2 separate regions of the Homo sapiens genome follow, and region 1 is linked to region 2. A link is a contact called in ENCODE Hi-C or POLR2A ChIA-PET data. All regions are on one chromosome and are shown on one strand. Each heading gives the region's core, a stretch centred on a gene start or an enhancer-like site at or near the end of the contact. The rest is flanking DNA. Distances are from core to core; before and after follow the strand shown. Region 1 overlaps LOC105377158 (a long non-coding RNA gene). Region 2 has its middle 26 kb from the start of LINC00870.

Evidence for each region. Hi-C counts contacts between places; a loop is a spot of excess contacts on that map. ChIA-PET counts read pairs that join two places held with the same protein, here RNA polymerase II (POLR2A). Pooled maps may share reads with other maps.
Region 1: a loop to region 2 is called in a map with no recorded cell type, with 4 times the contacts of the local background. The contact joins two enhancer-like sites. A Hi-C loop is called at or near these places in 2 of 168 maps with a recorded cell type or tissue (B cell and prostate gland), 5 of 37 single-sample maps with no recorded cell type and 7 of 50 pooled maps. POLR2A ChIA-PET finds 5 or more read pairs at or near these places in 5 of 52 experiments (A549, B cell, CD4-positive, alpha-beta T cell and 2 more).

Annotation. Positions count from the first base shown.
Region 1 is chr3:72,288,080-72,293,785 of GRCh38, forward strand. LOC105377158 (a long non-coding RNA gene) reads right to left here. Exons shown (of 6, transcript XR_001740749.3): 4 at 4,344-4,436; 5 at 4,093-4,184. Among named protein-coding and RNA genes, the nearest start is that of LINC00870, 140 kb to the left of the region's middle. RefSeq lists a cis regulatory region at 748-1,984 and an enhancer at 3,465-3,965. Within about 2 kb of position 1,297, at least 5 of the 41 ENCODE cell types and tissues checked have a DNase peak (open chromatin) inside an H3K27ac peak, as active enhancers do; they include prostate gland, where a contact is called at or near this core.
Region 2 is chr3:72,174,462-72,179,600 of GRCh38, forward strand. No RefSeq gene overlaps it. Among named protein-coding and RNA genes, the nearest start is that of LINC00870, 26 kb to the left of the region's middle. RefSeq lists enhancers at 1,888-1,997, 2,588-2,717, 2,669-3,269, 3,038-3,097, 3,108-3,157 and a silencer at 3,258-3,397. Within about 2 kb of position 2,755, at least 14 of the 41 ENCODE cell types and tissues checked have a DNase peak (open chromatin) inside an H3K27ac peak, as active enhancers do; they include prostate gland, where a contact is called at or near this core.

The DNA.
Region 1 (5,706 bases), core at 47-2,546, 110 kb after region 2:
AAGGCTCTGGGAAAGAATCCACCTTGCCAAGGCAGTTCTTAACAATCATCGGTGTTCCTTGGCTTGTGGCCACATAACTTACCTCTGCCCTCACAGGCCCATCTTCTCTGAGTCTTAGCTCTGTGTGTATCTGGCTCTGTGTCCCAATTTCCCCCTTTAAGAACACCAACCACATTGGAAAGGGCCCATCTCACCCAGTGACCTCAACTAATTACATCTGCAACAATCCTATTTCCAAATAAAGTCCCATTCTCAGGAACTGGGGGTTAAGGCTTCAACATATCTTTTTGGAGGGATGCAATTTGATGCCCACCAGGCACCTTATATGTGTTATATTCTTCAATCGTGACAGCAGCTGTGAGACAGGTGTGCTTCTCCAGGTATCACACAGAGGAAATTGAGGCCCTGAGAGGTGAAGCGACCCTCTTGAGAGCCCCCAGGTAGGAAGCTGCAGAGCTGGAAGCTGAACACAGCTCTGTGACAGGCTGAAGTCCATCATGTGCTCTTCTAAACAGTATTGTCTGCTGTAGCCCACCCTGGCTTTAAGGAGGAGAAAGCCAATGCGCAGGCTCCTAAGCCAGGCTCCTCGAGTTCAAGTCCCACCTCCACTGCTGACTACCATGAGACCCCCACACATTCCTGACCTCCTTTAAGGCTCCCCCTGAAAAATGGGAATCAGAGCAGTGCCTGCACCACAGACTTATGATGAAGATCAATTTAAATAATATATGAAAAATATTTAGTAAGCGTACAGTGAATGTCAGTTGCTGTCATTATCATCACAGTTACATTTAATATTCTGAACATTAAACACCACGAGCCTCTATACAAAGCTCATATTTCCAGGCCACAATTCAGGATCATTTTTGTCTTTCACTCCTTGCTACAGCTGCCCACGAGTGATTCCAGGCAGGGCCATGACGGCTGCTGGGGTGGGCGGTGCCAGCCCTTCTCCCCCATCCCTGCGTGCCCCCCTGCTCGCCCCTGCTTGCTAATGCCCATGTGACATGAGACTCTGAAAGCAGCGATAAAAACAGCAGCTCTTAATCTGCCTGCTGCATGTGGCTTTATCTGAACCCCTCCTCCCTGGGCTGCTGGGGGCTCAAGGGGAGATGGGCAGATTAAGAGCAACGTTTCCGACATGCCCTCCCACCTCCTGCAAACTGGGGCTGCCGCCAGCAGATTTCCTCAAAGCCCAGCGAGGCAGCCGCCGGAGGAATGTGCGGCCTCCTTGGCATGGCAGACATTCAAGGGAGCCCACAAAGGCGCTGTTATGAAAACCCTCTGGAGCACGGGGTAGGATGGGAGCGTTTCATTTGCAATTGGGATTGCACATTTCAAGAACGGGAGCTCGGCAACAGAACGCATGCATGTGAACACACACGGCTCATAATTAATTCATTTCACTTCCTCCTGTTGAAAAAATATTGCAGGAGATGGGGGGTGGAACCACCAGTCTGAGCAGGTAGTTATTTCTGTGCCTGGGGCTCAGCCTGGCTGAGAACCAACCTGTCTAACATGGAAGCTGAAGGGCAAGTAACTCTCGTGCGGGCTCCTGCCCCAGCCGAGGTACAGCCAGCAAGGCGTTCCTGGGTGCCCGGAAGTGGCTTCCCCAGACTGGTCTCCTCCACCTGCATTTTGTGTGGTCTTCTCATTCTTGGACAAGATTGTCTTTTAACTGCTAAAAACTAGAGATAGAGCTAGGAGCTATCACTTAGCCACTGGCACTTCCCAGCAACTCCCCAGGAGTTACAATGCTCAGGACGTATTGGCAAACTTGTAGGAACTACAGGACCCGTGCGAGGTCCTAGATAAGGTGAGGAAAGCCCCACTCCCTTCCCTCAAGCAGCCTACAGTTCAGAGGGAGGAGGCAAGTTAAGTAGGTGTGTGCATGGCCTACTGTGGAAGAACAGAAGGGGAAAGCCAAATCTAGCCTGGCAGTCAGGGAAGGAGAATGGTACATCCACGAGGAAATGGAAAGAATGAACAGGAGTTAGCAGGGAGAATCAAAAGTGCAAAGACCCTACAGCTAAGAACAGCCTGGTACATTCTGGAATATTCTGGAATGGGAGGTTTAAGGGGTGGTGATGGTGCCAGGAGGATTAGAGTTAAAAAAGCAAGGGTTTAAAAACTGACTTTGGTTTCTCTATCTGAGGGGGCACTCACTTAAAATGATAAAGACAGGCTAGGCTCAGTGGCTTACACCTATATTTCCAACACTTTGAGAAGCCAAGGCGGGAAGATCGCTTGAGCCCAGGGGTTTGAGATCAGCCTTGCCAACATGGTGAGACCCCGTTTCTACAAAATTTTAACAATTAGCGGGCATAGCGGCATGCCCCTGCGGTCTCAGCTACTTGGGAGGCTGAGGTAGGAGGATCACTTGAGCCCTGAAGGTCAAGGTTGCAGTGAGCCGTGATCATGTCACTGCACTCTAGCCTGGGCGACAGAGCAAGACCCTATCTCAAAAAAAAAAAAAAAAAAAAAAAAAAAAAAAAAAAAAAGAGGTCCTGATAGCCCAAAATGGTCATGAGTAAATTTTACTTGATAGAAAAAAAAAATGTGTTTTTTTTCATTCTATCACTTACTCATGTAAATAAATGTTTACTGAACATCAGCAACATACCAGGCCCTGTGCTAGTTATTGATTATTCAAAGGTAATTCAGATGTGCTCTTGTCTTCAAGGAGTTCACAGTCTAACAGAAACAGAAGTCATCGCTAAGGTTGTTCGTACACTCAGAGGTCCCAGGCGCCCTATGTGCCCTGTCCCATTTGTTCCTCTGCAGGCTCTGCCTTCTAAGTGGGAGTGGAGGGAAACTTCGGGACGCATTTGTCCTCCACAGTCACTCAGTGCCCTATGTCAAATGCGTGGTGGAGAGGGGACGGGGACATGGAGAGAGGAAGAGACAGAAACAGACAGGCAGACATTGAGACAGAGAGAAGCAAAGATAGGAACGGAAAGAGATAGAAAGACAGTCAGACAGTGGAGAGAAACTGACTAAATAAACAGAGGACCGGGAAAGAGAGGGTGGGAGAGAAAAACAGATAAATGCAGAGAGAGAGAGAGAGAGAGAGAGAGAGGCAGAGGCAGACAGGTAGAGGGACTGGGAGAGAGAAATAGAAGCAAGGTACAGCCTCATTCACAGAAAGAGAAAGAAACAGAGGGAAAATGAAAGACTCCAGACTGAAAGGGGCAGAGGCTGGGAAGGTGACACCCCAGCTGAGTTCTTTCTTTAAAAAAAAATCCAGGGCTCTAGTGCTTGCTAGCTGGGGTCTGGCTTGGCTGGTCTCCAGGTGTCCCTACAGGCACGGCTGAGTCAGAGCCAACACGGTGGGAGAGGCTGGGGCTCTAGACACAGGGTCCTGAGACACCCAGTCCAGGGGAGTGGGAGCCAGCTACAACAGCTCACCCTTCCCCAGGTGTTTTCCTCCCCACCCGTCCCCACACACCTGGCCAAGGCCCTCACTGCAGGGACTGACTGGTGCACCTGAGGAGTTAAGGTTGCCGAGAATCCTCCAGGACTAGCCCCTGCAACTGGTCCCCTGCACAGTCTGGCCAAGGAAGCAGTCTCCAGAGCTGCTGTGTGTGGAGTCCTGTGGGCTGCCTGGGGCCCTCAGCTGTCCGGCCACTGTGTATGGGGCTGTCTTTTGGTGCCAGGCTCTGCATCCTCACAATAAGGCAGGCACTTGTAGCCTATTTTACAGGTAGGGAAACCAAGTCCTGGAGAAGTCAAGGGCTTGTGCAAGATTACACAGCTGGCACACCTAACTAGTAAGTTCACTGCTACCGTGCTAAGCATTTGTCATTCATTATTACGGAAACCCTTGAAGCAGGCTTTAGGAGCGCCATTTTATAGATTAAGAAACTGAAGTCTGAAGAGGTTAGGCAGCATGCTTGGGTGACAGTACCAGTGTCGAAAAGAGCTAGGATGAGAACCTTGGCATGCTCGTCTCAGAAGCTCTGAATCCCTTCCGTACACACCCCTAGCCCCAGGACACACACCTCTTCTCCCTTGAAACCTCAGCATCCAGGACCTAGGAGAAAAACGGATTGCATCTTCTGATGGAGACATGCTATGCCCAGTGGCACTCACCTTCCACAGCACGGCTGCAGCCAGCGATTTGCCCTCAGCCCTATTTCTCTACCCCAAGCTTTCTCAGCCTGGGACCACGAAATCCAAGGAGTCTGTGGATAGAATTCAGAGGGTCAGTGGACTTGGGTGGAATCATTATTTTCACTAACTTCTAACCAAAGTTCAGCATTTGTCTCCATTGTAAATGTGACAAACTACAGTCAGATTAGCAGCGCCTGTGACTGTCACCAGTAGAAATCACAGATAGTTACCTATGGAAGGACAGTTGCTGCAGACGTCTCAGCACATTATGCATGTTCAGCACCACTTCAAGCTTCTGGTAGCTGTGAGACACACTGCCAGACCTTCTCATTTAACGCATTCATAAAGAAGCACATATGTAAAAAAAAAAAAAAAAAAGAAGAAGAAGAAGCATATATGTACATTTCTTTTTAATATCTTGATAATTGCATATTTTTTTTGAGACAGAGTTTCCCCCTGTCACAGGCTGGAGTGCAAGGTGCAATCTCATCTTACTGCAACCCCCACCTCCCAGGCTCAAGCGATTCTTGTGCCTCAGTCCCCCGAGTAGCTGGGATTACAGACGCGTGCCACCACGCTGGCTAATTTTTGTATTTTTAGTAGAGACAGGGTTTCACCATGTTGGCAAGGCTGGTCTTGAGCTTCTGGCCTCAAGTGATCTGCCCACTTCAGCTTCCCAAAGTGCTGGGATTACAGGTTGTGAGCCACCATGCCCAGATGATAATTGTATTTCAAAACTATTTCTTTCCTTAGTACTTTTTTTTTTTTTTTGAGACAGAGTCTTGCTCTGTCATCCAGGCTGGAGTGCAGTGGCATGATCATGGCTCACTGCAGCTTTGACCTCCTGGGCTCAAGTGATCCTCCCACCTCAGCCTCCCAAGTAGCTGGGACTACAGGTGTGCACCACCACACCTGGCTAATTTTATTTTTAATTTTTAATAGAGAAGACGTCTCACTGTTGCCCAGGCTGGTCTCGAACTAGAGAAGATGTCTCGCTCTTGCCCAGGCTGGTCTCGAACTGGGATCAAGCCATCCTCCTGCCTCAGCCTTCCAAAGTTATGGGATTACAGGTGTGAGCCACCATGCCTAGTCTCCTTAGTCTTATTATGTAAAACAAAAAATTTTTTTTTTCTGAGAAGAGTCCAGAGGTTTCGCCAGATGCCCCAGGGGTCCAGGACTTCTGAGTATGCATCTGGGGACCTGGCGGTGCAGAATTGCAGAGGTGATCATTGCTCCCCACCTGCCCTGCCGAATCCCTGGAGTCTAGGCTATGGGTCCATGCCTGTTGGTTCCCTGGCTCAGAAACTGAACCTCTACCAGATATCTGAGAAGTGCAAGCTGGAGCCAGTCAGCACAGATTCTTCTGTGTTACCAGGCACTCCTCTGTGTTACCAGGCACAGCCATGTCAGAGCACATGCTCAGTGTTCGAAGACAGGAACCATCACCCTTGGGTTTGTAGCCAGCCACCCAGAAGTGTTCAAAGCAGACCCTTTTGTTGAAAGCAGAGCCTTCTTACAGTTTAATGAATTCAGAAGGCAGCAAAGTGGGAGGCACTGGTTCTGTACCTTGGCTGCTCATAGAAATTGACTGAG
Region 2 (5,139 bases), core at 1,505-4,004:
TTTTGAGTACATAACACTCTCTCCCCCACCACCACCCAGCTGCCAACCCAGATCAAGGTTGACTTTGTTCACATAGTCTTTGTAAATGGCTTGTCCCAGACAGTGACCCATCTGATCATGTCTGAGCTACCCCACCTCTTTTCCCCTGTCTCCTCCCCACACTGAAGATTCCTGCTCTGTCCTGTAATTCCCTTGGAGAACAGATGCTCCCATTCCAGAACCACCGATACTGCTGGGAGTTTGTATTTCAAGGGACAGCAGCCCCTTTGGGAGGAGCCGAAATGGTGGTCAGCCTTCCACTGTCACTTTGAAAGGTATAACATTTTATTCCCTGAGTTTGTATGCCTCCATTTTGACTCATCTTCTCTTCATTTCTGTCAGCATATTTATCTGTACTTCTGTCCACAGTTAAATCTTTGCCCATAAGGAGTTCACCTTGGAAATGACAGCGTGACCTGACTTCACACTAAACATCCTAGACCATGCACACAGACGGTCCTTTTACCTGGGACTGATAAGGAAAGCCAAGCTTAGGATTTGTGTCATATGAAGGCTTATTCTCAGCAGCCTGGCTCCTTGATCTCGCCCAAAGGCAACTTTTTAGCTTCCCATAAATCATTCATTTATCTGCATTACATCATCTTTGCAGGACAACTGCATAGAAGTAACCTCCCAACCCAGCTGACCAATCTGCGCAGGTAGCAAGCGCTCCCTGCATAACTTCTTAGTGGCCTCCCTTCAGGATTGGTTCCCTACCCACTTGTATTAGTCAGCTATTACCAAAATAATGCTATGTAACAATCATCCTCAACATTTGGTGGCTTAAAATAACTATCGATTCTCTCCACTGACTGTACGGTTCAGCTAGCTCCAGGCTGAGGATCGACCTCAATCTGCTTCACTTGCTAACCAGAGTATACTCTTTTCATGGCGAATAGTGGGGATGCCAGAGACCAAGTTGAATTGCACACTTCAAGCCTCTGCTTATGTTGTAGTTGCTTCTGTTCATTGACTCAAGCAAGTCACAAGGACAAGCCTCAAGTTGGTGGGGCAGAGGAAGTATCCTCTTCCCTAAATGGGCAGGGAGAAGAGTGAACGTTTGCTGAACAATAAGATTATCAATCACACTACCCCTCTAGCCTCATCTTGAGCCCTCTACCCCTTAATTCCTGTTTAGCCAGTCAAAATGTACTGGGCAGTCTCTAGCCTCAGGACCTTTGCATATGCTGTTCTCTCTGCCTGGAAGTCTCTTTCTCTTCCTAGTCCTCAATTACTCCTTCTGATTCTTCAGATTTATGTCTCCTTACTTCCGCAGAGAATTCTGCCCTAATCCCAAGACCAGGTTGAGCCTACACTCTGTACCAGGCACTGCCCTTAGTCACTGCCCAGCTTCCAGGAAGCCGCTCCATTCATAGCACTCTGAGAAAGCTTCCCATTTTCATGCTTTTGCTCCCTCTATCTGTGATCTCCTGTCTTGTTGTTGTTGTTGTTGTTGTTGCTGTTGCTGTTGAGACAGTATCTTGTTCTGTTGCCCAGGCTGGAGTGCAGTGGCACAGTCATGGCTTACCATAGCCTCAACTTCCTGGGCTTATGATCCTCCCACCTCAGCCTCCTGGGTATCTGTGACTACAGGTGCATATCATCATTCCTGGCTCATTTTTGCATTTTTTATAGAGACGGTGTCTCACCACATTGTCCAGGCTGCTCTTGAATTTCTGGGCTCAAGCAATTCACCCACCTCAGCCTCCCAAAGTGCTGGGATTACAGGCATGAGCCACCGCGCCCGGCCCATCTGTCTTACCTTTATCCATTTGGCTCCTTTGTATAATTCATAGCTCAGCCTAAACATGACTTTCCCTGAGCACCTAAAGTAACACATTACACTCTGCATAACACTTAAACAATTGACTTTTTTTGTCTTAGTCATTGGATAGTTCCACCAGCAGGTATACCCCAGTAAAGAAAGTTCTTGTCTAATTTGCCCAACCCTGTATCACCAGAGCCTGGCACACTGCTTGGCCCATGGTAGGAACTCAAATCTTTTAAAAGCGAATTGCAAATTTGGTAGTAGTGCTTCAGCAGCCCTTGTGTCTGTGAGGCTGACCTCTGCAATGTCTGGGGTCAGATCCGTCCGTTTGCGGTCACACCTCTTTTCGTAAGACAGGCCCAAGTGGTTAGTTACCTGGCTCACCATGAATATGTGTTAAGCCTCTGAAAGGCGCTCTCAAGGTTGAGTTCCCACTGGCGCAGATGTCTGTGCAAGTGGTTAGGTGACCCAGTAAGAGAGGGGAAGTGAGACAAGGAAGGGAGAAAAAGCCCTACAGGGTGTGTCTGTGGGGAACTGGGGTCCGCAGCATGGGGAGTAAAACACACCTTAGCTATCCCCATGGAGGGGCACTGGACCTGGGGTGTGTGTCCACCAGGCATGGCTGAGGGCAGCTGGGGACTGGAGGGGTAACACCCTGGAACTTCTGGCCTGGCTTGTACCAGGGGCTGGGCTGGCTGGGGCAGCCAGAGAGGACCCTCAGGCAAAGCCAGCAGTTGTTGGAAACCGTTAGGGTGGGATCAGCCTGCCCAGGAGTGAGGGGCAGCTGCCACAGGCAGAGCCTGTTGGGATCTGTGACAGAGACCGGTGGAATGAATGAGCTGACATCAGGGAGAGGACAGTGGGGTGAGGAGCAGGGCGGTCAGGCGTGGGGAGAGACAGGGGCCATGCCGAGGCCAGCTTTTACAGCCGCGCCTGGAGCAGCTCAGGGGTCTTAGGAGGGAGAGGTCCTTCCGACTGACGATGACTCATCCCAGGGGTGGGCCTAGGAGGATCCCGAGCCCAGAGTCCAGGCTCAAAGCCATCGGCAGTTACTTGGCAATTTATTCCCGGTTTCTCAGAGGTAACAGCCAACGCAGGAACAGTGTGTTGCTCCCTTTAAAAAGGCTTAGAACATTCCGGAAAGAGACCTAAATTTAATAGCAGGAGAGAGGGAGGAGGGGAAGTGGTTGCAGAGCCTGGAGGGAAGCCAGGAATCCTGCCTCCTCCTCCCCAGCCGCAGAGGACATGCGGACATGTGTGGGCAGGTCCCTTCTGACCCATGGCAGGTCCCTGTTGATGGTCAGGCTGGGGATCGTGCAGGCCTTTTTGTTATCCCGGGGTCTCCTTCTGAGCTATGCTAACACTGTGCAGTGCCTATAACCAAGAAGAAAAAGGAAAGAAACAGAGGAAACTCAAAGCAGCCAGCCTCTCTGACTTGTGAGCAGCTTGGGTAAAGGACCGGTGGCTGAGCCAATTTTTAATCACAGCTCACCTGCCTAGTACCGCCCGTGAGACCAGTGACCACCGAAGCCGGGCGAGGGCCCACGCCTCCCCTCGCCGTGGTTTCTGTGGTTAACTCCGCTGCACTGAACACCTCCCCTCCTCCCCTCTTCACTTCTGCGTGTGCGCCGCGTCCAGACCGACGGCCCTAAGGCTGCTTTAACCCAAGCACTGCCGGTCCGTGGAGGTCCCCATGGACACCCTCACTGCACAGGGGTTAGGACCTTGCCTCTGGGGCCAGATGGTCTGCGTTCAGAACCTGGCTGTGCCAACCACTGGGTCCCAGTTTCTCCGAGCCCCGCTCAGTGAGAGTGTCTTCCCATAACGGGGGTGAGCCTCACGTCACCCCGTTCATCTGGGGCCCAGGGAAAGCACGGTGGTCTGTTTCAGCACTGGAGGAAACAATGTCTGTGTTGACCTCATGGAGAGATGGCTGTCCTCTCCAGGGAGGTCCCTTCCCAGAGAATTTTGAAAGGCAGTTTGACTGTTAGCAATTTTTGGTTTAGACACAACTTTAGAATCTTTTCTCCTGTGTTTCAAGTGACTTCCATCGGTGTGGTTTCTCCAGGGGTGATCCCAGGGACACCAGCTTGAGAATCACCTGGGGAAGGGGTAGGGTGGGGGGAGGAGGGGGCTTATCAAATGCAGTTCCTTGGGACCAGCCCGTTCTTTGCTTCTCTCAGAACCCCTGTGAGTAGATGGATAATCAACCTCCTTTTACCATAGATGAAACTGAGGCTCGGAGAAGTTAGGGGACATGCCCGAGATGATTTAATTAAATAATGACAGGCATATCTTCAACTGCTGCAGCCCCTGCCCTGGTCACAGGCTCCCTGTGGACCCCACCTGCTAAACATAAACAAACCCATAGTGCAGCAGCCACAACTCAAGCTGGGAGGCCTTTGTGGAGGTTGATTTTTATCTCCCCGCAGTCAGGCACAAGTGAGAATTTCATAAATAGTTCTAACAAAGCTGCCTTTCACAGCCAGCTCTTTGCACTGTAAAAAATAATAATAATAAAATAAAAACCTGATTTCAGAAACCATGTCCCCAGGCTTCATTGTTTCTTTCTGTTTTTCAACTCTTTGACATTTTACTCACAGGGGAACTTTCTCAAACACTTCATGCATCCATTCAACAAAATTTATTGAGCACCTTCTATGTGTCAGGGGCCATACAAGGTGATAGAATCAACTGCTGTGAGTAAGATGAAGGTCTTGCCTTTATGAAGCTTCTACTCAAGAAAACAAAAAGGGAAAGTGTCAGGGGAAATGAGAGCTAATAAGTAACATTAGGCAGGTGATAGGGTTTAGGACATGTTACCCCAAAATAGAGCATCTTGGCATCTGAGAAAACCAGCAGAAGCGGGAAGGTCTCTTTGACCCCAACCCTTCTCCCCTGAAGCACACCATCAAACATCATAGAATCCTCTGACCTTCTGCTGAAGTCGGTCATAAGAGCCTCATGTGGAATACAGTGGAATACTACTCATGTGGGCAGTGCCTACGTCATAAGCAGAGGAAAGGAGAGTATATGAAGCAGGAACTCAGCAAAGAATCTGAACAAACAGGCCCCCAGGTTATTATCAGTAGATCACACCCCCTTTGTCCAATCGCACTGCTCCAGGACTATCCACCTCTTCATGAAACTTAGCGTAAAAATACACAGGTTTCCCCGTTGTTGTTTTTTGCGGTCTTTCACTTCTAAAGGGACCCATGTCATATAAAACTATATTAAATAAATTTCTATGCTTTTCTCTTGTGAAAAGAAATCTTTCCTCCCCTGCACAAGGTAAGTAAGATAGAGTGTGAAGGTGGAGAGGTGTCATTTAT